Regions from separate parts of the Mus musculus genome. Here region 1 is linked to region 2. Evidence: chromatin loops called from intact Hi-C (ENCODE). Cell type or tissue: heart. All regions are shown on one strand. Each heading gives the region's core, and the rest is flanking DNA. Links, peaks and the distances in the headings are about the cores only. Region 1 overlaps Arsb (arylsulfatase B). Region 2 has its middle 68 kb from the start of Lhfpl2.

The links. Peaks named below come from ENCODE experiments on the same cell type or tissue, not always from the same donor. Only the 100,000 strongest peaks of a DNase experiment are listed, where the experiment ranks them.
Region 1: it touches region 2 in a loop (2.1-fold over the local background); 2 of 42 quality-filtered maps call a loop at or near these places.

What each region holds. Positions count from the first base shown.
Region 1 is chr13:93,851,762-93,860,517 of GRCm38, reverse strand. All of the region lies in intron 4 of Arsb (arylsulfatase B), which reads right to left. Among named protein-coding and RNA genes, the nearest start is that of Mir5624, 65 kb to the right of the region's middle. In heart, for the core only: CTCF peaks have their summits at 4,567 and 4,766; DNase peaks (open chromatin) are centred at 4,487 and 7,887; H3K4me3 peaks cover 532 bases; H3K27ac peaks cover 895 bases.
Region 2 is chr13:93,985,617-93,994,372 of GRCm38, reverse strand. No RefSeq gene overlaps it. Among named protein-coding and RNA genes, the nearest start is that of Lhfpl2, 68 kb to the left of the region's middle. In heart, for the core only: a CTCF peak has its summit at 1,171; DNase peaks (open chromatin) are centred at 1,202, 1,712, 4,122 and 4,982; H3K27ac peaks cover 3,027 bases.

The DNA of each region.
Region 1 (8,756 bases), core at 523-8,522, 130 kb after region 2:
GGGGTTCACAGCTCAGGAGAAAACTCAGGGGCGCCTCACTTGGTGACCCAATGCTCCTTCAGAAGAGGACAGCAGACCTTTTAAGATTTGTCTTGGAGCACTGAGCATGGTGACACATGCCTTGAATCCCAGCACTCTGAAGACAGACACAGGTGGATCTTTGAGATCTAGATCAGCCTAGTCTACACAGTGAGTTCCAGGATAGCCAGAGCTACACACACACACACACACACACACACACACACACACACACACACACACACAGAGAGAGAGAGAGAGAGAGACAGAGACAGAGACAGAGACAGAGACAGAGACAGAGACAGAGACAGAGCCCTGGAAGAAAACTTCTAGCACTGAAACTGGTGTCTGAATTATCAACCCATTCTCTAGTAACCAGAGCCCTTTCTTAATTGGGAAAGGCAACGGCTTCTTCAAAGCCTACAAACAGGGCAGCTGGGAGGAGAAGTGGGCCCAGTCCCTTCCTTCTCTGCAGGTTGGCGAGATGAAACTTTATTCACAGCACACCAGGGAAGGCAGGGAAGGGCTTCACTTCTCTTATGAGCCAGGTGAGGGCTCAGGACTAAGCACTGAGTTTGGACTATAGAGAAGAAGCAGTGGTATTTCTTGTGTTCCAAATTTGTAGAATCATATTTCTTTCCAAAGTACCCAGGTGCTAAGGTAACTTCATACAAATACTTAGATATGCAAATATATGCAAAAATTTTATGTGCATGCATATTATACTTAAGCATTACTTTTCAAAACCACCATTGTTCAAGTGAATCATAAGAGGGTAGTAGGACTAACTTGCTCCATAGAACATTCCACACAGAACTCTCTTGTCCTTGGGGATGCTAAGACATCCTGTGGATACCTGAAACCCGGGGAACCACACTCTGTTTTTTTCCTATACATACACCTATAATAAAGTCCAATTTATTTTCCTTTAATTTTTATTTTTTATTTTTATATGTATGGGTGTTTCATCTGCATGTATGTCTGTGCAACATGTGCATGCCTGTGAGCCACCATGTGGGGACTGGGAACTGAACCCAGTTTCTCTGGAAGAGCAGCCAGTGTTCTTAACTGCTGACCCATTTCTCCTGCCGCATAAAGTATGGTTTCTAAGTTAGGCACAGTCACTATCAACAACAATAACAATGAAATAGAACAATTATAGTATACTGTTGTAAAAGTTATTTTAAAAGTGTTCAGTGGCAAAGGCTGTTGTCCTAGCTGAGGAAGGAAGATGTTTCTCAGTCCAGGCATTTGAGAGCAGCCTAGATGATACAGAAAGACCCAATCTCAAAGCTTTGTGCCTGTGGTTGCTCTTGTGTACCTGGTTACCACACTATATGTGCATGAAGGAACATTCCACATACCAGTGGGACAGAAGACTGCATTGCACTACAAGTTTCCATGCAGAAGGAAGTGCAGTTTAAAACTTGGAAGCTGCCGGGCGTGGTGGCACACGCCTTTAATCCCAGCACTTGGGAGGCAGAGGCAGGCGGATTTCTGAGTTCGAGGCCAGCCTGGTCTACAAAGTGAGTTCCAGGACAGCCAGGGCTATACAGAGAAACCCTGTCTTGAAAAAAAACAAAAACAAAAACAAAAATTTGGAAGCTATTTATTTTGTAAGTTTCCACTTACTATTTTTCAGACCATGGTGGACATAGTGGACTGAAACAGAGCCCTAAGCATTGAATACAGAGGACTCTATAATACAGCACAGGGTGTCTATGGAAAACAATAACTCAAAACGTTTAAGTACTAACTCAACATCAGGTACCACTTGGATTTCACAAGATTCCAAAGCCTAAGATTAGACAGAGACATAACTGACAGCTAAGGGCAGCTACTCACTACTGGGTGACCAGGGACAGCATGCTACCTCAGTTTCTCCATCTTCCTTGTGAAGACTATAATTTCTTCCTCCTGTTTTAAGGTTAGAATAAAATTATACTTTTGTGGATATGACTGGTGCTGTTCTTATGAACCAATCATCTAATAAATACAGGAGCCAGTCACTGGGCAAATAGGAGGGACTTCTAGGTTGGACAGAGGAAAAGAGGAAGCAGGAGAGAGTTAGGTCCTCTTTGGACAGGGATAGCATGAGGACAAGATGTAATTATGAGTGTCTCCCAGTTTCAAAGGTGGATCCATTGGGATTTGCCACCTGATTTAAATTTAATAAGGCTTACAAGTTAGGATTTTAGTTGTTGCACCCAGCGATTGTGTTCCATTTTCCTTCATGCAGAGGCTCATCTGGGTTCAAGAGAGAAAGGGACAGTGGCAAAGTGTGGGTTTGCCTGAGGTGCAACAAAGGTCACAGGGCTTTGAAGCATGGGGCTGGTGTGGTAACCACCCATCTATGGGAACCTAGAGAGCTGGATGGAAAGATTTTGGAGCTCTGAGTCAGAGGTAAAAACAGGTCAGCCATTGCCCACCAGTGCATGGCCAGCCAGACCATCAAGGTAGAGAGGTGCCCGGAACAAGAGCAGGAGCTTGCTGAGTTCTTTATTTTTTATTTTATTTCCCACAGCATTATACCATTTAGGATTATTTTTGCCAAGGCTCCTAATTCCTGAGTGTTCAATAAATAGTTGTGACTATTATCATATCCACAGCTATTTCCAAAAGTCTAGATTATAATGATCTTGTGAAATGGAGAAGAGGAGGAAGAGGAGAAAGAGGAGGAGAAGGAGGAAGAGGAGGAGGAAGAAGAGGAGGAGGAAGAGGAAGAATAAGAAGAGGAGGAGGAAGAGGAAGAAGAGGAGGAGGAAGAAGAGGAGGAAGAGGGGGAGGAAGAAGAGGAGAAGGAAGAGGAGGAATAAGAAGAGGAGGAGGAGGAAGAGGAAGAAGAGGATGAAGAAGAGGAGGAGGAAGAGGAAGAAGAGGAGGAGGAAGAGGAAGAAGAGGAGGAAGAAGAAGAGGAGGAAGAAGAGGATAGAGGAGGAGGAGGAGAAGGAGGAGGAAGTAGCTGAGAATGGAAAAGCTAGGCATCTAGTGAGGACTTCTGAGCTCCAGTCTCTGCCTTATAGTGCCAGGGCCTGACATTCCTAGTGTAGTGTGGGCTTTTAAAAGAGCTTCATTTCCCTAAGCAAGGTATAAGCAACATCATCAGCCTAGCAGAGCTAATGCACTCCTCCCATGAGACAGAGGGAGGAGAGTCACTTCCAGGGGCCTCTTTTATTGCTATTATAAAAGATGTTTAGGATCCATTATCACAGAGGCTTCTCATGCAGTCTCTGACACATGCTCCTTTCTTTGCTTCACAGAGAAGAGTGTAGAGGGGTCTTAGGTTAGGCTAGATGAAGGTAAGATCTCTTCTGCATGTGCCTGGTGACAATGGATCTCATAATTTGATATCAAAGGTGTATATGACTTTTTCTTTAAACTCCATTGATTTCTTTCAATATTTATGTGTGTGTTCTTCTGTGAGTTCATGTGCACATGTGTGCAGGTGCCTGCAGAGGTCAGAAGGTAGCACTGGGTCTCTGGGAGCTGGAGTTATAAGCAGTAGTCAGGTGCTATGTGAATTCCTGAAACCAAGCCCCAGGCCTCTATAAAAGCTGTCAGGGCACTGAACCCCTTACCCACCTCTATGCATCCCGTATTGCATTTTCTCCCAACCCCAAACTCAAGGTTCAATCACTCATGCAAGTTTATAAAACACACATTCCAAATCACCTTCAATACTCAGAGTGTCAGACTCTATAGCCAATACATCAACACTTCAAAGAAGGAGCCCCACATGTGCTCAACAATACACTCGAAGCCGAGGAGTACTGAGAGTGGGAGAAATAGACTTCTTCAGTGAAGAGGACCCCAGCTGGCTATCAAACCCTAAGTGATCATCCCCCAAAACATACATACAAACAACACTATACAGACTGGAAGTGTATTTATATATTTAAGAGTATATATGTATATACATATATGCATAAAACATAATGAAAAAGGAGGCCATGAATTTGCGAGAGCGAGGAGGGGTATAAGGAAGAGTTTGGAGTGAGGAAAGGGAGGGGAGAAATGATGTACTTATACTATAAGCTCAAGAAATAAACTATTTTTAAAAAATGATCAAGAAGGGAATACTTATAACCTGGTGCCACGAATGGCTGGGGCAGCACAGATCCTGTTTTGCTCAGCTGTCTACACGCTGTAAACAGAAGTGCCACAGTACCACAGACGAGGCTGTTGTCTCTTTTTTAAGCAGACACCGTTCTTTGAAATACTAGTTACTATGTGGTTATCGGTCCCACATACTTGTGCTCAATGGAAAGTACTGGATGGTGGTAGCGGTGGAGATCAGAGGTGGTGGGGACAAGGGCGGCTGTGTCTGGGATCTGATCTATCTGATCGTAAGTAGTCTGAAGGAGTGAGTCAGAGAGGAAAACATTGTAAATCGAATCCGGCCACTGCCGCTACTGCAGGAACTCGCACCAGTCGGCCAGGGGCCAAGGCAGTGAGTAGTAGGACTGTTTCTGTGATTATCGCGCCACGCTGTTTCTGCCATTAGCAATGATAAGCCTCCCTAGCTCCGGTCAGCAACATGGCTTCCTCTGTCAGCTTTTCAAGAGTGCTTTAAGCAGAAAGTATTGTCAATTGCCACACCTATGATTTCCACCTGATTCTTCCATATGTGCTGGGGGGGGGGGGGTGGGGTGGTGGGGGTGGGGGTGGTGGAGTGGTGTAGGCTTCAGCGCCCCCTGGGGGTGGCACCTCTACACTGCAAGAATGCATGTGCTCTCATAAAACAGTAGAAAAGGGAGTTTCCTATATCCATCCAGATGAAGATTTTTACAAGGACTATTGAAATACCATACTTCAAGCATACCCCTTCTAATTCTCCCTCCTAAATCTCTACATAGCCAGGGTTAATTTTCTCCTGATAAGAATTCATTTTCAAAAGAAAATTTGGTTTAATTTCCTGACTGACTTTTGCAAAAGCTTCCAAATCAAAATAAGATGGTTCCAGCTTTGCAGGCTGGAAACTATGAAACTTTTTTTTCCAGAGAAATGTTCTTTTTTTTTTTTTTCCTTTCAGCAACATTTTGGCAGACACAAAACCTAATTATAAAACCTTTGCTGTCTAGAAAAGAACTGTCAAAATAAAACAAATGCTGTCAGATGTAGACTGCAAATCTCACTTTATTATTCATTATCAAATAAAAATAACTGTCAGAAACCATGGAAAAGCATCAGTTAGCCAAAAATCTGAGCAAAAACATCAAGTCTATGAAACTGACACCTCATCTGTATCCAGCTGATAAAAATTAAAATGGAGCCATGACAACATTGATTCTCAGGACCTCCCTCCCCCAGACAGTCCAGTGGCTTTGCTGTGTAGCCCAGGCTTCCCCAAGACCTCCTCCTCCCGCTGATCCAAAAAGCAAAGTGTCCTTCTTCACCCTCTCACCAGGCTTCTCTACAAGGGGCAACCTTGGGGGTGTGGTGGGTAAATGTAGAGAAACACCGTTCTGCAAAGGGAGGTGGGGTGGGGAGGCTCTTTGTCCCAGAGCTGTACCTGCTGGTTGATAGCCGACTCTTTTGGATTCATTTTCTACATTACTAAATGCAAAATAGAGAATTAATCTGTGTCTTAGTGTTATCTAAAGGTCTAGGGAAATTCAATATCCTTGCACTAAGATAGTCTGAGAACGTAGCCATCAAGCCGGATGCTCAAATGCACATTTGTCTGGCCACGTTCAAGCACCTCTGCCTGGGCTGGACGTGGACTTGCCACCTGCCTGGGGTAAGCTTGTCCCCCTCCTGGGCTCCTGGGCTAAGCAGGTTTCATCCAGTTGCCACCAGGGGTGGTTTTTTAAAGATCCAAACTCATGTATGTTTAAAGGCCCAGTTGACTGCCCATCACAGGAAAGCTGAGACTTCAACCCTGCTGACAGAAAGAATCCTTTACACGCATGGCCTCAGCCTGCTCTGTGGGCACCCAAGCCTATGAGTGCTTACGCTTCGGTCACGCACAACTAAGCTCTCCCACTGTTAGAATACACCATGACCTTTCAGGCTAACTCGCATAAACCGGTTTCCTCACATAAGCACATCCTCCTTCATGTCCGCTGGACTCAAACCTTAAGGCCTAAACGTCAGACCTCTTGTGAACCTGGCACTTAGTACCCCAAACCTCTCCAGGCCACACCCTTTTCTCCATCTTCTTTATTGGCTCTTTGTGGCTTTTTCCTCCTTATGCCTCTTTCCTCAGGGCTAAGAAGGAAGTTTATTGTTTGTGTTTGCAAGACCTCACAGAGGACCTGCTCACAGAAAAAGAACAAATACATGAAGAAAAGGCCACCAACTCCAAATAGCGAGTGAAGACTCTGAGAATTGACGCTGGACACTACACGGCTCTCTAAGGCCCTGCCCAGCCATTGCCTGACCTTGACCTTACAGAAAGAGGATGCTACTCTAATAGACAGATGACTATCAAGTGAGGTATCGGGCCCCAGTGAGGGTTTGAGCAAGTATCAAACCTGCAAATACAAGAATAGCTTGTCCCCTGGGTACCTGCTCAGTCATGCCGAGCGTCACGGGGGCTGCAGAAGAGCACTTTGGAAAACCCTGGTCTGGAAGAGGCTCTCCAGATTGCAGCTTAGCAAACCCATTTTCAGTTCTGCCATGTGGCAGAGCCCCCCTAGATTAGAACATGGCAGCCTGTGTATGAGACATACAAATTCCTCCTCTCATGGTATAAGTAAGACAAAGAGACAAGATCCCTTCTTCCTTTGTAAGCAGTAACCTGACCTGTCAAAAGAGATGAAATCAGACTGTTGGAGAGATGGCTGGGTGATCAACAGTACTCGCTACTTCTGCAGGGGACCCAGGTTTGGTTTTCGGGATCCTTGTAAGGCAGCTCACAACTGCCTGTAACCCCAGCTTCATGGCTCTGACAGCCCCCAAATAAATCTTAAAAAACAAAACAAAACAAAACAAAACCTGAAACCAGAAGGGCAGTCACATGGCCATTACAAAGCAGACAGCTCAGACACAAGGAGCAGGCAGAACAAGGGCCTTTTTCAATTATATGGGTTCTTGACATAATATCAAGACCTTTTTAGTCAAAGACTAATTATCTATCTTTCTTCCTTTTCCTTTTTTTGTATGTGGTGTGTGTGTGTGTGTGTGTGTGTGTGTGTGTGTGTGTGTGTGTGTGTGTAACTGATTGTCTCCTACATGTGAGGCAAGTGCTCTGTCACTGAACCCTGTCCTCAGCCCTCCTCTGACTTAGATTCATAAGAAATCAGGAGCAGAATGATGGCTAGGTGTGAACAAGATCTACCTAGCCATTTTGTGACTGTGATCACCTGTTTTCACTTCCACTTCGTTAATTTCACTGAAACACTTTCAAGGCAAGGGCTGTGAATCTGGGCAGGATATTTTATCCCTGAGCCTGGAAAGCAAAGATAACAAAACCCACCTTAACATGATGTCTGACACGGAAGCACTACCCAGGCATTAAGGCCCGGGTAAACCCGGATGTTGGAGCTATATTCCCAGGCACCATGCTTAGAGCCCTGCTAGATCACATGCTACACTGAGAGCAAGTTTTTGAAAGCGGAAGAGTGGACTGAATTATGGTGGGTTTTGTTGTTATTGGGGAAAACTCAGGAACTTTTTCTATTTGCATGGGTTTAAATGAAGTTCAGTGTGATTTAGTAAGGACGGCCCGAGATTCAAATGAAGCATCAGAAACTGAATATTTATCCAGATGTTCATCTGAGGCTCTCTAGGGGTTTGTGGTGGTTTCTTTACTCAAGGAAGATAAGTGCCAGAGACGCTGGCCTCCCTGGACACCCGCCTCAGCCTCCATCCTGACAGCAACCAGCGAGGGAGGATCCTGCTGAGCGGCTCCAAGAGGATGCTGGGAAGGTGAGTGATTTGGCAGCCATTCACCAAATAACTGACTCGGCCACCAGAGAGCTGAGATAAAGAAAGATGGATTTGAGGAAAGGCCAAACCAGGGCTGTGGGATTCACAAGAAGGATTGTAAGTGCGGAAATAGAGCAACTTCCTCATTCTGACGGCAGGGATGTCTATTGCTTGGAATACTGAGAGACCGCTGAGATTCTTATCTCTTCTTTGAAATGTACTAAGGGCAAAAAGATACAAAAGTCTGTTGAAAGACTGAAAACACTTGCTCTCTGAAAGTCATGAGGGGACTGGGAACCGGAAAAGTGTTCTAATTTACAACACTCTGGGCGCAGATAACTTTTTCGTAATTTAAAGCTTGGGTGTGCACAGGTTTGGGAGCTCCTCAGATGAAGCTGTAAGATCAGCACAAAGGGAGGCATGCGGCCTGCTCTCCGAAAGCATAACGATGCTACGCTTAATAACAATGCTACGCTTAATCTTTGTTCTCCAGGTCCTCTGAGAAGCAGTTCAGAAGGACCGAGTGGCTATTATACTAAGCAGAAGGACCAAGTATGTATTCTAGAAAAAACAAAAACAAAAATAAAACCTGTAAAATCTTCTGTCTTTCTTATAGTTTGCTCTTACAGAAAATGCTCAACTTTAAATTCTTTATTTAAAAAAAATTTTTTTTATCCTTTTTACAAACTTGCAGGCAAACTACATCTGGGGGCCCCTCGGGAGTGTTAGTGTTTACTGACCAATCATTTAACTCCTCTCCCAAACCTAAAAACCATTCTTGACGGTCAGGTAATTCTCCACGAGTCTGCAGCTTAGTCTTTCAGTAATACCAAACTGAGAAACAATAAGCTAATTACTGCAGAAGC
Region 2 (8,756 bases), core at 209-8,208:
GAATGTTTTTTTTTTAAAAACTGGATAAGAAAGTAAATAGACAAATTAGATTTCCTCTCTTCCTTTTGAAAGATGACACAAGATATTATAGTAGTTTTAAAGGGAAAGAACAAAAACTGTAATCCTCTAGGATGGTGTGTGCCCAGCTCTTTCACTCATCAGCTGGAGATTTTGAGTGAATACCTAAACTCTCTGAGCCTAACGCCAAATTCAGGCTGAGCATTTAATCTGAAAAGTCTAAGTGCTCCAAGATTCAGACCTTTTAAATACATCACTTATACAAGGAGAAAATACACCCCTGACCTCACGTGACTCTGGCAGTTTAAACACAGAAGCAGAAGTATGTTTGTGTTATCACCTTCAGGCTCTGCGTAGGGGTAAATAAAACAAAGCTGAATTAGCCTCTAGACTGGGGTCCCTTCCCAAGGTATCTTATGGAAAATATACAGATATTCCAGCATTTAAAGCATCCAATGCCCAAAGCACTTCTGCTGTCACGTATTTTGGATAGAAGCTAATCTGTAACAGAACCTCAAGGTGTGTAGCTTTTCCGATACACCAGTTTTACTTAATAATATGTTTAAGCTTCCCCCCCTCATGTTGTTTTATGTTTGAAAACCTCATTTCTTATTGTGACATAGGAAATGTTCCCCAGCTGAATGTGACGTTGGTCATTCCCAAGTTTTGGTAACTATCAATACAGCTGCTATCAACATCGATGAACTATTTGTCTATACTATGGACTATATACATAGGACAATTAATATGGACCTAAGTTTCATTCTGTGCTAGTTTAGCCCCACAACAGATCTGTGTAATTCCTGCCACAGTCGGGTGGAGACTCAGTCACCTCTGCATGACTCCTGTCTTCTGTCTCACTCTCACCCTCCCTTCTACCCTCCCCCCCAACACACAGAGCATTCCTGCCCACTGCCAGCCACTAGTCTAGTCTCTATCATATGGGTTTATTTTTTTTCAAAATTGTTATATAATTGGGATGCAAGTTGAGATTACATTAAGAAATAATGTACTCGAGCAAGGCAGAAGCACTAGAATTGCATTGGCTTAATAGAGACAACATGGTCAGCAGGCTCAGATTGCAGGGATGATCGAGCGAGTTTCTTATCCAGGACAATAGGTGCCACTGGAGTGCTACATCCCTTGGCAGGCAGAGGGACGTTCTCTGTACAAGGGAGACACTGACATCTTTAGAAGTCTGATGATAGCTGCTCTTGGCAGAAGACACTGTTATGGAAAAGGCTCCCCAGTGTCAACAGGAATGGTACAAACACTTGAAATTATATTTAGGAACACATGACAGCTAATGCCTGGAAAGACATGAAGACATGGGGGACAATGATCTCCTAACACTGGCCCCACAAAACTAAACAAACAAAAACCAAGTTAGGGGCCATACGCTTTGTTGTAAACACTCAACAGAGATCTTTCTGGTGACCTTTTATGGGGGTGAAGATCTAGCTTTGTGGGTGGTAGGCTGTCACTATGTTGGAGTTGCTTTCAGGGGGGTTTATCTGCTCATGGGTGCAGCCAGCACTGGCTGGAGCCAGATGAGGGTGGCATTACATCGATCCTGCATCCAATGGTCTTGGCCATGCAACCGAGTTTCCTTCATGAAGAAGAGGTCCACCTTCCTAATCCTTGAATCTGGCCTTGGCCATGTGACTCTGCACTTCTGTTAGTGAAATGTTACCATAGCACCGGGTTGGATCAGATGGTGGCTGGTATGATTTCACTCACTCTCTCTACCCTTCTAAGAAACATGCCCAGGCAAGATGCGGGCTGCTGAGCCCAGTCATCCAGCTTGCAGCCAGCTGACTCAGCTGCCCGGTCCAGCTACTGACCCACAAGCCAATGGCCTGTGGTTCTGTGGTTATATATAGTGTGGAATTCATGTGACAAGAGAGGCAAACTGTGAGACAGAGATGTGAGGATGAGAGTGACCTAATGAAAGGAAGGCTTATGTAAGGAGCCAGGTATTCTCTTTGCTTCAGCACACTGCCAGTTAGAACTAAAAAACAAAAACAAAACAAAACAAAACAGGGCATATTGACAAGAACAAAGAACATGGAAATCATACATATGGGCTGATATAAGCTTGCATACGTGTGAGCTCAACCCCTTGTGTCAAGCTCTGTATTAGTGACTATTGTACCACAGTGACCAAATACCTGAGACATGCACCTTAAAGGAGGAAGGATTCATTTTGGCTCACAGTTTTGGAGGGTTCAGCTCATGGTCTCTGGGTCCATTTGCTTAGACAGGCCATCTTTTTTTTTTTTTTTTTCTGAGACAGGGTTTCTCTGTATAGCCCTGGCTGTCCTGGAACTCACTTTGTAGACCAGGCTGGCCTCGAACTGAGAAATCTGCCCGCCTCTGCCTCCGGAGTGCTGGGATTAAAGGCGTGCGCCACCACGCCCGGCTTAGACAGACCATCTTGGCAGCAGGAGAGAGGGAGAGTGGAGGTGTTGGGGGGAATTCCACTTCATGGTAGACAGGAACAGAGAAAGACAGAAAGTGGGGTGCAAGTAAGACCTTCAAAGGCACACCCCAAGTGTGTTAAAGTTCCCTCGAGCCTTCCCAAACAGTGCCAAGAGCCAGGAACCAAGCATTCAAATGCATGCTTGCAAGGGGCATGTCAGGTTCAAAGCATCGCAAGCACCTCTCAGGAGTGGCTTCCAATACCTGATACTTCAGTAGCTGTGAAAGGTGAGTCTACGATTGTTCTGTCATCATGCACAGTGTTAATTTGCAGTTTCTCAATCACCTGGGGCTCACCAATTAGGTTAGGTTAGGCCCTGGGATCCTCCTGTCTCTGCCTCCCTGAGCTGGAATTACACACATGCACCGCGTGCCTCGAATTTTTTTTTTTTTTTTTTTTTTTTTGGTTTAATCGAGACAGGGTTTCTCTGTGTAGCCCTGACTGTCCTGAAACTCACTCTGTAGACCAGGCTGGCCTCGAACTCAGAAATTCGCCTGCCTCTGCCTCCCGAGTGCTGGGATTAAAGGCGTGCACCACCATGGCCCAGCTGTGCCTCGAATTCTTAGGGAGTTCTGGGAATTGAACTCAGGTCATCCTGCTTTCAGGGTAAACATGTTCCCAACTGAGATACCTTTTCCAAGCTAACTCTAGAGCAGCACAGAGCGCTCTATAGGATCAGTCCAGGGAGAGCAGCCTGCTGGGCCTCCTGCTTCCATAAGCTCCTTCCTCATCTTCCTTCCCACTGTCAGAGAGGAAGGGCCTGGAGTCTCAGATCAGTAAACATTTCTGTAAGATCCGCAATACTTGCTGCCCTGCTGAGAGGGGGAAACCTGCTTCAAAGGAAGACTGTGCAGAGTTCCTGCCCTGGCTGGCTCCACCTCCTGACAGTTGTACTAGTGTGGACTCAGTGTTGACCTTGGAGGCTGCCAATCACTAGCCTGTCTCCTGCCTGTGCCTCGGTTTCCTCCTTTGTAAAGCAAGGGTGACAATGGCTGCCTTACACCTATGGGATGAGTGAAGGGTATGTAAAGCCTTACAGGGGTCAGAAAGGCATTCTGAGGTGGAATTGGGGTAGGAAGTCACAAAAGTCAAGCATTGACAGGGCCAGGGTATGAGCTTTTGGGCTGCAGCAAGACCTGTCACCTAAGAACTGGCTGTATGGAAAATGGGTGGCTGGCGTGGAGCCCCATAATGCCGAGAGGTGTATAAAGAGGAGGGGGAACCTAGTCTGACAGTGAATACTCAGGGAGGGAGGGAGGGAGGGATTGGCCTCTTCCTGGGACAGATGGTAGTGGTAGGTGTGGTAGGTGCTGCTGCTGCTGGTGGGGGTGGTGGTTTCCGTTTCTGCGCTGGTTTGAACCCCAGGGCTTCCTCCTTTCCTTGTGATGAGAAATGCATTCTTTTCTTACTTAGGCTTACTCCTTCTGGTCACATGAGCAGGCCCCATCTGGTTCTTTGTGAACTAGAAACTCCCCACCCCTGGGCCCTGTCCTGTGTCAGAGTACCTGCATGTCTGTTCTGGGCCCTCCAGGGCTCTTTGATTACACACCCATGAAGTGAGGAATTCAGGCTCACTCCTGCACATCACTTCCGGCTGGGGCAGGAGGTCCTTCGATTGGAGTCGCTCCTGGCTGCTGAACAGCACAGATTCCAGGGCTGGCTCTACAGGGGGACCATGTGACAAGGGCCAGAGCTGGGAAGCTGCCCAGGACTAGAACTTTCCTGGCCTTTGGAGACCTGAGATTGGTATCAGTCTCTGGCACAATGAGATCATGACGCCCTCCCTAGATCTACAACTTAGAGGAGATCCTGGACAATCAAGCTTCCTATCAAAACCAAATCTATCTGGTTGTCCCACGCATACCAGGCTTGTCTTTCCTCTTGCTGGCACAAGGGTGCCTTCAGAGTCACAGTGGCTCTGCTGGGGCTGTGAGTGCGGTGCATGCTATAGGCAGGGCCACATCTGTCTCCAGGCATGACTGGGTGTCTTCTCACAGAGCCAGGGCAGGTGAGCAGTTTCTCTCAGCCCCACACTTAGCTTCTCCATGAGCACCGGGTTGGTACCGCTCTCTGGGTACACAGGACCCTAAAAGCTCTGAGGCCCACCCTTCAGCAGAAACAGCTTAACAAGCCTGCGGTAAAGCACACAGAACCAGAAGAGGAAACGTCCCCAGAGGGGCTCTGCATTAACGGGGTTGCCTGTCCGTAGGACTCAGCCTCTAACCTGAGTGATCTGTTCAGATGACCAGACTTCTAAAGAGCTGCACCAAGTTGTTATTGGGGGGGGGGGGGAGCGGAGGGAAGAGAAAAGAATGGCTGTGAAAACTCAAGGAGGTGTGCATATGTGTGTGCACTGGTGAGCAGATGTGCGCGTGCACACTTGTAAATAACAAAAGCAGACATTCATCTTCCCCAGCAAGTGCTATCTCCATTCAGGAAGGGCAAAGGAGCTATTATTAGTAGGGGATTTCCCAGGGCCCAACCAACAACTGACACTGCAGGAAAAGGACCAGGGACACTAGACAGGGCTGGAAGGTGACACAGGCGATAGGAAACACCTTATTTTCTCAAGCTGGCTTAGCTGGAAATCTCACCTAGGTTTCTTACTTTATTGGCTTGGAAAAAAATCTGACACAATTTCTGCCTTAGTCCCATGTGAAGCAAGAGGAGATTGGAAGTGGCTCAGGAGTAGAGCACTTGTCTAGCGTGCGTGAAGGCCTGGGTTGGATGCCCAGCAGTGACACACACACACACACACTCACACACACTCACGCACACTCACAGGCAGGCACACACACACTCACCACATAAGTACAGTCATCCCCCCATGCACACACATGTACACATAAACACATATACATGTACACACATGCCACTCCATCAAAATAGTTGAATCTATCATTTTTCGGAAAAAAAAACATTTAAAAAATCTGAAATGTGGAGTTTCATTCATTCTTTTCTTTCTCTTTCTTTTGTTTGCTTTTTTGGTATTTATTTATTTATTTATTTATTTATTATTCATTTATTTTTGAAACAGGGTTTCTTCATGTAGCCCTTGCTGCCTAGAACTTGCTCATAGACCTGACAGGCTGGCTATGAACTCAGAGATCCACCTGCTTCTGCCTCTCTGTCTCTCTGCCTCTGCCTCTCTCCCTCTGCCTCTGTGCCTCTGCCCCTCTGCCCCTCTGCCCCTCTGCCCCTCTGCCCCTCTGCCCCTCTACCTCTGCTTCTTCAGTGCTGGGCTTAAAGGCATGTGCCACCACACTCTTTCTAATGCTGGCTTTAATAATAAGTTAGAAACCTTGCCAGGGTGGGGGTGGGGGTGCTTACTCTTTCAGGCCACAGCAATTGAAGTTGCACAAACAATGAGGCTTTTGGTTTTGCAGGAGGCAACCCAGGCCCTCATGCCTGCCCGGTCAGCCCTTTGCACTAAGTCATATTCCCAGCCTTAATAGTGGTTACTCTCGTTTTCTTCAAACACTTTAAAGAATTGGATACCTAATTAATTTTTTTTCTGAGATGTGATCTCACTTCATAATCCAAGCTATCCTGGAATTTTTGATCCTCCTGCCTCAGCCTCTCAAGTGCTGGGATAACAGGCAAGGGCTACCTAGTTTGGGAAGGAACTCTCTCATGGCATTTGCAGTGTGCCAAACACTAGCCTCAATGGCTTGTGTTTTAACTCAATTACACCAATTGTATATTGTAGCTGTTGCTGTTGTTGCTATTTCCTCTTTAGATGTGGAAAACCAAAGCACACAGATGAAGTTCAAGGACACAACTCGTGAGTGATGAGGTTGGGATTTGATCCGTGGAGTCTGTGCAGTCCAGACTTCTGAACAGTAAATTACACTGCTAACAAGAACACTTCAAACCACACAGAAGAAATTGTATCTATTGATAGATGAACGGCTGTTTTATTGCCTGCCAGCTATTTTATTGGAACTGTGAAGGTGTTATTGTTGGGTTTCTAAGCAGACAAGTGCCTAAGATGCTCGACATCCGAGTTCTCCCAGCATCTCTCAGTCCTGACCTGTTACACGATGCGGCTGGCATATTGCCCTGAACTTTCCAGACCAGGCGCTAGGCTTCCCCCTCCCCAGAGGCTCTTCCCTATATAATCCAAACATTTTGGGCTCTCTTCATGGTGATTTCCCTGGCCTCCTTCCTTGGGACTAGTGAACCCATCCTAGAGCCCCAAAGTAGACCTGCCCCCCTTCCTCTCAATTCGGCTTGAATTGGCTCATTTTGTTGGCAGAGAAAAATCTATTCATTACCATTATAGAAAACTAAGTCAGAGTTTGGGATAGAAGATGTCTGACTCCTAAAATCGCAAACCAGAGACACTAATCTTTGTGATCTTCTCCTCAGTTTGGTTTTAAAATATTCAAAGAGCATGTCCCAGACCAAAGGCAGTCTTGCCATGATGGATCAAGTGAGCTCACGGCCCTGTCCTATGAGCTTTTCAATGCCTCCATCTCCTAGGAGATGCTCCCTACCCAACAGCCCAGCTGGAAGCAGGAATCTCAAGCAACCACCTTAACACCAATGTCATATGAACTTCTCTGTCCAATAATCAGAAAGCCAGCAGAGGAATCAGATGTTTGTATGATCTCCATCACTTTAGGCAGAAACAGTTTCTCATGACAGCCTCGTCCACAGAGTTATGGGAAACAGAACTTAGAGTTTTCAAAACATTGAGATGCTTACTGAGAAATAACCATTGGTTCCAAATATAATTCAGACTTCTTCTTTCCCTAAATCCTATAACTATAGCCTGAGCTCTCTAGGTGGTAATTTTACATTTGTGGATGACTTTGATCAGCGCTCAAGAGCTCTCGAACACCTGAAAGGCGATCGTAGTTGAATGTGATTATGTGTTAAGAAGCAGTTTTTAAGTCTTCAGGAACCCCCATGTCCTGGGCTTGGGCTCTCCTGAGAAACCTTGCACAGTCTTGGGGGAAAGAGGCTCCTACTGTGGTTCCTTTCAGTTCTTTTAAATACCTCAGATGTTAATGATGTTTTGTGGATACTTGTTTTGTTGTTGTTGTTGTTTGGCTGGTTGGTTTGTTTTGTTCTGTTCATGTGGGGCAGTGGTAGATGTTTTCTTTCTCTTGGAGGGCATAAACTCCAAAATCTGTTGCAGAGAGCATTTCTCTACTGCATATTTGCCTACCACATTTTCTGACAATACTTATTAGGTCGACTAAAGAACCTCTGTTTGGCAGCTGACATGGAAAAGCTGATAAGTTGGTCATTGTGGGGTGCAGTTTCTAAGTGGTGGTGTTGTTGTCGTCGTCTTCGTCGTTTTTTTTTTTTTTTTTTTTTTTTTAAGTCAAGTTGTATTCTTTCACAATGCCAGGAAGGCCCATTAAGAGAAAAACTGCTGCCTGCTAGAATGGAATCTGGCCCCCGGGGAAGACAAGGTGCTCCGTTGTCCCTTAAGGGTTAATAATCCAGTTAGGCCAGCCAATGACCTGCCCAAAGGACCGACCCTGGGGAGGCAGGTTCACCTTAAGCTATAAAGCGATAGGAGGAACACTTACCCCTTTAATTACATAATATACTTTCCCCCCCAGAGCCCCCGGTGGTCTAGTGCTGTCTCTGAGCTTCCTGGAGCTTCTTTCTGGTTCTTCGGACATTTTTCCTTTCTTTAAAGCTTCCTCTTGCCAGGCGTGGTGGTGCACGCCTTTAATCCCAGCACTCGGGAGGCAGAGGCAGGCAGATTTCTGAGTTCCAGGACAGCCTGGTCTACAAAGTGAGTTCCAGGACAGCCAGGGCTATACAGAGAAACCCTGTCTCGAAAAACCAAAAACCAAAAACCAAAAAAAAAAAAAAAAAAAAAAAAAAAAAAAAAAAAAAAGCTTCCACTCTGCTTACACGCCATCTGGCTGATCGCCATGTTGGCTTAACTCGAACTGCACATCCTTTTTTCTTTCTCCATCCCATCCTCCTCCTCCAGGCAGCTGCCAAGATTTATGGCTAACCTGCTCAAAATACAGAAACATTACACATACTCATAACCTTACTTCCCAGGAAAGTACCGATATTGCCCCTCCCCATCCTATCTACGCAGACCACGCTGTGCGACAGACTGCTGCTTTTCTGGGAAGCATGGGCCTACACTCTTCTCCAAGGATCAAGGCTAAACCCCTATCACGCCACTACCTCATTCCAACTCTTCCCTCTGGCATTCTAGTTTGAATCTGAAATGTCCCTCGTGGGTTTGTGTAATGGAGGTGTTGCAATTAGCCTG